2 separate regions of the Mus musculus genome follow, and region 2 is linked to region 1. A link is a contact called in ENCODE Hi-C or POLR2A ChIA-PET data. All regions are on one chromosome and are shown on one strand. The core of a region is the stretch at or near the end of the contact, and the rest is flanking DNA. Distances in the headings are between cores, read along the strand shown.

Region 1 (4,241 bases), core at 500-2,999:
GCTCTCAGTAAGTTGGGAGCCAGCCTCCATCTGGGGCTAATCAGAGAAATGGTAGCAGCCATTCAGCAAGAAACAAAAATTAGAAGAGAGCCCTCTGAGTCTGTGTTCCATGAGGAAATCATTCCTCCTGATGGTCCTTTAAAGGAAGGCTAATGGTTAGGGGCTGTTGGGCAATGAGTATCATAAGAATTTTATTAGCTAAGTAGTCATTATTCTTTTTTTTTTCTTCCCCAGAAAGGCCACAGATGAACTTGTTTAACTCCTACTCACCTTCCTCAGCATGAAGCCATTTTGGCAGAAATGTTACCCATTGATCTATGCCAGTCTCTCCATCTCTACCTGCTATGCTTTGTGTTTAATAGGGCTCAGAAATGTATCTGTTGAATATGGTCTATGAAATCAAATGGAAGTAGCTCCTGGCAGAGGCATTTAAAACCACATAGTTAATGACAGAGGCAATACCATGTTCATAGCTTCCCCTATGAACATGGTTGCTGGTTTCTACCACACATGTTTAAAAAGAAGATCACTATGCTATCACTTTCCTCTAGTAATTTTTGTTTGTTTCTTCAAGATTTTATTTTTAAGTTGTGTTTACTTGAGTGTAGTGCTAGCAGAGGCCAGAAGAGGGCATCAGATCCTCTGGAGCTGGGGTTTTAGGTAGTTGTGAGCCCCTGGATGTGGGTGCTGGCAACCAACCTTGGCACCTCCAAGAGCAGTGTGTGCTCTTAGCTTCTGAGCTGTCACTCCAGCCCCCTGGCTTTACTTTTATAAATCTAATTTGGCATATTCCTACTCCTCAAATTAATGATTTTTTTTTAGGATCTTTGTCTGGTTCCCCCCCCCCCCATTTTTCAATTGTAAAGAGCATAAACGTTATTTCACTTTGGGCAAAATGCTATTCTCTGTCTGGACTGTACAATATGTCAGCTCTCTGACATTCTCTTCCGTATGACTGGGAAATTCCAGGAAAAATGACTAAGGAGCAAGACTCTCCCAGACAAAAAGCCAGCTTCCCCCACCCTATTTTGATGGCTCAAAATAAATAGCAGTGTTGAGAATGCTCCACATTCTCTCCATGTGAGAAGGCAGTAAATTAAAAAGCTTTAGGGGTGGCTATGATCAAGTAAGTACTTTGCCCACAAAAAGGAAATGCAAGGTAGAGTGTCCTAGTTTTGGAAGTAGAACCTCGGTACTGCATGCAGATGCTATGAAGAAGTGGGGTGGGCGTGCCTTAGAGTATACTTCACAGTGAACGTATTCCTTGTTTCCAGTAGACAGCTGCCCTCACATTGTGAGGGTTGTGTTTGGCTTTTCTATTGCTCATGTGGACTCAGATGATGTCTTACACTTTCCAGGGCTTTCATTCTGTGATTTGCTGTTCACTAGCTTGCTTGCCTCCTTGCTCTGCTTAGTATATACACAGAGTATGTTAGGATTTTTTTTTCTCTCTCTCTCAGACCACAGTGCTTCTGCCAGCATGTTTTATTTGCCCATTCTCACTGGTGTAAAATTTTTCTTGGATTAGACATACATGAATGTTTGCATGCAAGGCATTAATGTTTGTCTTGTGACCAACCATCTGGAAAGGTGGTATTCAGCCCACTGATGTCCTTTGTGTTTCAGGGGAGCTACTCATCTTCATTATGGTCATGTCTATCTAGGAGATCTGGTAGACTGGTGCCAGTGTTCCTTTAGGGAAGCCTTGAAACCATGGGATGCTCACAATCTACACAGCCCCTCTCGCTTCAGCAGGTGGCGCTCTTTTACCTTTGAAGGTTATTCTCTCCTAGTCGTCTGTGTCCAGGGCTATACTTCCTGCAAAGAGAGAGACCTGAGACCTCTGTGTAGGGTGGCATTGGCCTGTGAAGCCATTGTCTGGCCTGGTAAGGGAAAGCTGATGGGCATTGGCCCACCTGATGCCAGTTTCAGCCCTCGAACAATAGTGAGGAAGACTGATGTGGACAAGGCTTTGCCAGAGGGGCCAAAAGCTCATAAAGTAGGTCATGTAATTGCAGTGTCTCAGTTGTAACAGAAAGAATGCTGGGGTTTGCTGAAGTACCTGGGGATGGAGAAGGATACCATGAGGGGAAGAACAATGAAATGAGGAGCCTGCATTCCTTCCAGTGTGTACATAGTGCTTACACATGTTCCTGTGGTGTTCATATTTATATAATGTGGTTATCATATACTCATAAATGCACGTATTCCTATACAGCTTGCATTTGTAATGACCTTCCCAAAGCATTACTGCCATATGGAGTAATTTGGGCAGGGAGCTCTGAAGAAGGGATTGTGGCTAGAGAAATAGTCTTAAGATAGGAACTACATTGGATCTGAGAAGAGAAACATGATATGTCACATAAGAGCACACTGACATCACTGAGGGCTTCACTCTGTTGGTCTACCCGACAGCAGAAAGCTTCCAAGGTTACATGAGTGCTTCCAGTAGGAAAACTTTGTATGCCCTTTTAAATTTTCAGAGAAAACAACAATTTCTTTTTAAAATCTCATGTATCTGGCTGGCCTTAAACTGGTTTTTGTTTATTGATTTTTATTCTTGTTGTTATTTTTTAAATTAAGACAAGATCTCATGGTGATCAAGCTAGCCTCAAGCTTGCTATGCAGTCAATCATGAACTTGAATTTGTGTCCTACCTTTACCTCCCAGGTGCTCACATTGCAAATGTGTCCCACCATATCTTGTCTAAGCCGTGCATGGGATTTAACCAATTTAATTTCCCTGTACGCAAGGCAAGGACTCTGCCAATTTAACAACAACCTTTTGCCACTAACTCTTTAAATATCAGGCATTCTTGCCTGTGCAGAAATAGCTGTGTGTGATGGTTGCTGCCTTTGGAGTTTTAGTGATATACCAGGTATACAGGACTTGACTACCCACATTAGTTTACTATTGCTAATTGATATGACCAAAATGTGTCTACAGGACTTTGATTTTCTAATTTTTTCATTTTATAAAAATGCCCGTCTCAAATATTTAAGATTTTCACAAGTGTAAGATACAAAGTCACACTCACATCCCCTTGGTATCCGGCTGTCACCCACCGAGCTGAGGCTGACTCCTTGTCATCTTTGCCTCTCCTCACTTGTACCTTATTACCTCCTTATGAAGAGAGTCTCCAAAGCTGTTCTGAGGACAGTTTTCCAAGCAGTGAATGAAGCAGCACCTCAGGTGATGGTGTTAGCATTTCTAGGCTATGATGTACCTACTTTGAGAAGTGAATTCTAATTGTGGTGTATTTAGTGTGGTGGGCATCACACCCAGAGCTCTGTGCGTGCTGCCTGAGTACTCATAGTTGAGCTGCACCTAGAGCCAAACCCAACTTTTTAGATCATCTCTTTTGACTTGAAAATTAGTCCCTTTCAAGTCCTGTTATCCTTCCAAAAATCCAGTTATCTCTAAAGAAACTTTCAGTTCTGTTTTGAAGATGAAAATGTTTGAGTCTTATTGTAGCTGCTACCATGCTTGTAAGACAGATGTCTCATGGCACAACAGCCTTGTGAGATTATTGAAATAGGCCTCTAAATATGCTCTAATTTAAGAAAATGGTATTGGGGTATACAGTATAAAAAAGTTCTGATCTCTGTTTGAGGAGGGCTCATAAGCCCACAGTTAAAGAATCTGTGTGAAAGGGAGGACAAACTTGGCTGCTCAAGTCAGAGAACGAGAGCACTATTAATTCTGGGTGTCTCCAGAGCCCCCATCTCTGCTGCCTTGTTAATTAGTCCAGACCTGGCTATGAAGTCATCCAGGGGTATGACGGGCTTCTGGCTTCTACAGAGGAAAAACTTTGGGCTAATTTAAGTACAGTGTGTTCTCTTTGTTTTACAGCTGGTCCTGTGAGGGGGTTGGGTACAAGTGCAATGAATAAAAAAGAAAATGAAGGCATTCACTATCTATTTCATGGAGGACAGCTCACTGAAAGTAAACACCATTTAAATAGTCTCCAAATGGCCCATTCTATATGAAGTCATGCAGGATGCCCCCTTTGGGCTGTCGCTCTCCTTTAAATGGATCACTTTGTTTTCATTGCGTTTGAGTGCCATTCAACCTTAAACTCCAAATGTGGGCCTCATCAGGTCATGGTTTTAGGGCACATGTGGCAGCCATACCTTCAAGCATCCTGTTTCTGCCTCCAGAATAGTTATCCTGGATGGCTAGGAGAGGCAGCTGTAGAACAAAGTGGTTTAGATGATGACAGCCCAGTGACAATGACAGGG
Region 2 (4,241 bases), core at 688-3,187, 270 kb after region 1:
AGTGTTTGCCCGGCAAAGCCTGGATGTGCAGATGCAAGAGAAAACCCAGGCCTTCATGACTTTATGCCACAACCCCCCTAGACAGCCTGAGTGCAGTCATCAAATGTCCTACTGTGAGAATTGAAGCTGATTTCACATGGGGCAAGGGTTCTCATAGCAGATGTGCAGGAGGGTCACAGCCCACACACTGCTCACTTGTATATATTCTCACTAGAAAACAACAGCCATGCCCGTCATCCCCACCCACAGCAAGTGCAGGAGGACAAGGACTCACTCTCAGTTTCCAAATCCTGTTTACTAGACATAGGGAAGCAGATGTGTTTTGCCTTTTGGGGGTTTAGAGGAGGAGGAAGGAATGACCCTTCTCTGGCCACCTCTCATTCCTTCCACTATAGTGGGTGCCTTGCAGCATTTCTGCACTGAGGAACAAAGGCCTCACTGAGCGACAGTCACCGGTGAGGCAGGTGCTCATCTGTACGGTACAGCCTCATCCACTACAGGGCTCATGTCTCCTGCTACTGGGCATCCCCCACACCTTCACTAGAGAGGGAAGGATAAAGAGAGTCAGCACACCAGCCAGTGCTAGCTCTTATGAATGGCTGGAACCTAACAGGCAGTCTGGGCCCTTCCCTTCATAATACTCATGGACCGCCGGGGCCAGGCAGTACAGCGTGGGAGGTGGTACACATCACTCCATCAGGCCAAGGCACGAATATGTTCAACCACTCTCACTTGTTCTTGCCTCAGAAACAGCATCTCATCCACTGAGGGAGCTTCACCGCAGGTGCCCACATTCTGTACTACCTGCTAGACCTGGGCTTGCAGCTCCTTTAGGAGGTCTCTGGCCAGTTTTCTCGAGGCTTCAACACAAAGATGTTGTGATCTGTACAAGGTCTGGTCAAGAAAACCAATAATCTCATGGATTACAGCATCCGTGTGGGCCATCTGCAGGAAGGGAAGAAAGGGAAGGTGGGGATACTGCCCACTACACTCAGCAGAAGGCTTCAGGGAAAGCACGGGTCACTTCTGCCTTGTTTACAAGGTCAATGTCAAATCATGCCTATCTGCAGGGGCCCCTTCCTGATGACCAGCCTCCCCCACAAGGCCCCAGAGCCACATACAAGCACTGTGGAGGCAGCAAGGTCTTCCCAGCACAGTGTCACAGCTTTGGGGTTATGTGCTGTGAGGAGCAAGGCAGCATCTGTGACTTGACTTTCTCTGCAAAGATTTCACACGAGCAGCCTTAAGCTTACATTCCTGGACTATCCACTTCCAGGGCAGCAGGCAGGGTGGTTAGTAATTTAACTTTCATCAGCCTTGGGACAGTTTTGCTTGTTGGCATCAGTACTTTTTTTCCCAAGAACCTCAGTTGAGATGACGGGGAGATTGAGACTGGTGTATATGATCTGCACATGTGCAGGACACTAACTGTGGAGGAAGACACACACTGGTTGTGTGTTGTGCACACAGAGCCTGCAGATTTAGTCCCAGCTCAGCTTCCTCTTGTCTCACCAGGCTTCTCTCTAGAGTGACCAGTGACCTTAGATTTGCCATGACTGTGACTTTGAGCTTTTGCTGGCCCATGGCCCAGGCAACCCTTCACTCCTGGCCTTCCAATCTCTGACTACCAGTAAAGTGAAACACAGATTGGGAGAGCTGCAATCACAATATTGCACACTGTAGTCATGCTGCTGAAGGTAATGGGGCTTGAGATGGCCTGGCAGCTTCTGCAGGCTCTGGGCATCTGACCCAGATGCATGGCGCTAGTGACCTTAGACCCAGACCCTGTCCTTCCTAAGTACCTTAAAGACTTCATGTATGTCTAGACCCTGTGTGCACAGACTGCTGCCCAGTCAAGGGCAGGTAGGCAGTCGCTACACAGCCTAACCTCAAATCTTTCCCAGGCCTGGGCTGTTGCAGTATGTGCAAGAGTCGAACCACAGTAAATGCAGAGCCCTCAGAGCTGATCTCACACTGCCGTCAACCTGATAGGAAGGACGTGGAACAGAGGATGAGGAGACTCACAAAAGTGCAGGGAGGGCAGGCAGGGTGGAGCAGGCTCCAGACACAAACTGGTGCTCTGCACCCAGCCTAGCCCCAGTGAGGAAGCAAGCATGTGGGCGGCAAGCGGGCAGAGAGGAAAAGGCCAGAGCAGGTGGTTACTGAGGACTATGGCAACTCAGAAAGCTAAAGCCAGAAAGAACCGCTCATGAGAGAACCAGCCGCCAACATCCCCCATCCCCCAGGCTCACACTGGGGAGTGCTAGGGTGGCAGGAGGTCCTAAGGAAGTGGGCTGCTGCCCACTCCAGTGCCCATCCAGATCTCCAAAGCTTGCTGCCGAGAGAGGCCAGACTACATTCTTGGAAGTGGCTCTATGCTAGCTCAGCGTTTACAGTCATGATCTGCCCTAAGGCCATGGTCCTCGGGTGGTGACACCCACAACTGCTCTTTCAGAAGTGCCTTTTTGCAAAAGGCTAAGCTGCATGTAGATAGATAACTTTCGCCATTGGCTGGGCGGGGGGCCAAAAGCCCAGCTACCTGAAGCCTGGGGCAAGCCTCCTCAAAAGGAAGGCTGTGTGTTAATGACAGTTTTCAGTATCTACAAGGACAGCACCTGGCAGTCTGATACAGGCCTAGATAGAGCACTCCTTGGAGGAAGCAGTGTGTGGCTTCCTCTGTACTCTAGGCAATTGATAGACTGAACCCTGTAACTGTGAGCTAGAATAAATCTCCTCCCCTGTTGCTTTTCTCAGGGTCCTTTTTCACATCAACACTACAGGAAATCCAAGAACCCGCACAAAGCCACTGTCCATGTAACATTAGCTGTTCACGCTGACTCCCGCCTAGGAAGAAGCTGACAGGCAGAGCTGCTGCAGCAGGCCTGGCAGAGAACTTGGGTGGCTGGTAAGCCCAAGGCATGTGGCTGAGATGTTTCCTGCTGATAATTCTGTTGTGTCCACATTGTGAACTGATCCCCAGTCAATCTCATTAACACACCTGTGACTGTGTACGCTATGTATGCAGAACCTTTAAGGTGTAACTGAGGAACTTTCAGGTGGAATTACTGAGTCAGGATCTACTCATAATACTTTGCAATATTTTGTCCAACATCCCCTGTACCCAACATGGCAGATGAAGGTATGATGAGGCAACATTTGTCTTGGTGACTGTCCCTCAGTGCCATGTTCTGCTTTACCATGTTGTTGAAGGCATGTGTTTTAGGACTGGACCATGCTCAGTAGATTTTTGAATATATTCTTTTTTTTTGGGGGGGGGGGTTGAGACAGGGTTTCTCTGTATAGCCCTGGCTGTCCTGGAACTCACTTTGTAGACCAGGCTGGCCTCGAACTCAGAAATCCGCCTGCCTCTGCCTCCCAAGTGCTGGGATTAAAGGTGTGCGCCACCACGCCTGGCTTCTGAATATATTCTTATGCTGGGCCAGCCCTAATGCAGGACAGGCACAGGAGGTCAGAGCTCTGACACAGAGGGTTCTTGGCAGGGACACATCTGCCTCCTGATCTTCCTTCCTAGAGTTCACATTTAGACCAACACCAGGTGGGGCTCTGGGAATAGCCCAGCCCCTTCTTGAGTAGAGTTGCTGGCTGCATGAATTCTATTTTTTACTTTGTATGTAGAACTTCATCAAGATACATATTTTTATAAAGTTAATAATTTTTTAAAATTTGAAAATATAACTCCTATGGTTGGCAATGTTATGGTTCACCTTTTTGGTTTCTCTTGAGAGAGTATTTCATGGAGCTGAGGCTGGCCTCTAACTCACATGTGGCCAAGGATGGCCCTGAACTTCTGATCCTCCTACTGCATCTCAAGTGCTGGGATTCCTATACCACCTACATTACCAACACTGTCCAGCCATTACCGCACCTATCTCCAGACACTGCCCATCCACCCATTCCCAGCCCTGGGAAGCCTCTGTTCTACTTCTGAGAATCAGGCTAGTCCAGATGACTCTCACAGATTTCCTTGCAGCGAGTTGATTTCACATAGCACAAAGCTTTCACGGTTCACCCATGTTGTAACAGGTGGCAAAAGTGCCTTCCTTTCCAAGGACAAAGGGTAATGCATGGTTGTGTGCACAAGCACCCGTGCTTATCCAGGCATGCACTCCTTGCTGCTGTCAACAGCACAGATCCTAAGACACATGCCTGTTTTAGCCTCTGCCATCAGGTTCTCGGGGTGACCTGGGGACAGGATCACTATGTCCCACAGTAGAGTGAGA

What was found. Hi-C counts contacts between places; a loop is a spot of excess contacts on that map. ChIA-PET counts read pairs that join two places held with the same protein, here RNA polymerase II (POLR2A).
Region 2: a map of CH12.LX shows a loop between it and region 1 (4-fold over the local background). The contact joins two enhancer-like sites. A Hi-C loop is called at or near these places in 9 of 37 maps with a recorded cell type or tissue (CH12.LX, CH12F3, Patski and 6 more). POLR2A ChIA-PET finds 5 or more read pairs at or near these places in 2 of 5 experiments (Patski and embryonic stem cell).

Annotation. Positions count from the first base shown.
Region 1 is chr13:63,045,051-63,049,291 of GRCm38, forward strand. All of the region lies in intron 3 of Aopep (aminopeptidase O), which reads left to right. Among named protein-coding and RNA genes, the nearest start is that of Gm46422, 48 kb to the right of the region's middle. Within about 2 kb of position 1,750, at least 1 of the 3 ENCODE cell types and tissues checked has a DNase peak (open chromatin) inside an H3K27ac peak, as active enhancers do.
Region 2 is chr13:63,311,859-63,316,099 of GRCm38, forward strand. It overlaps Fancc (Fanconi anemia, complementation group C), which reads right to left. Exons shown (of 15, transcript NM_007985.3): 15 at 1-945. The coding sequence ends at 808. It also overlaps a transcript of Aopep not described here. Among named protein-coding and RNA genes, the nearest start is that of Mir3074-1, 13 kb to the left of the region's middle. Within about 2 kb of position 1,938, at least 1 of the 3 ENCODE cell types and tissues checked has a DNase peak (open chromatin) inside an H3K27ac peak, as active enhancers do.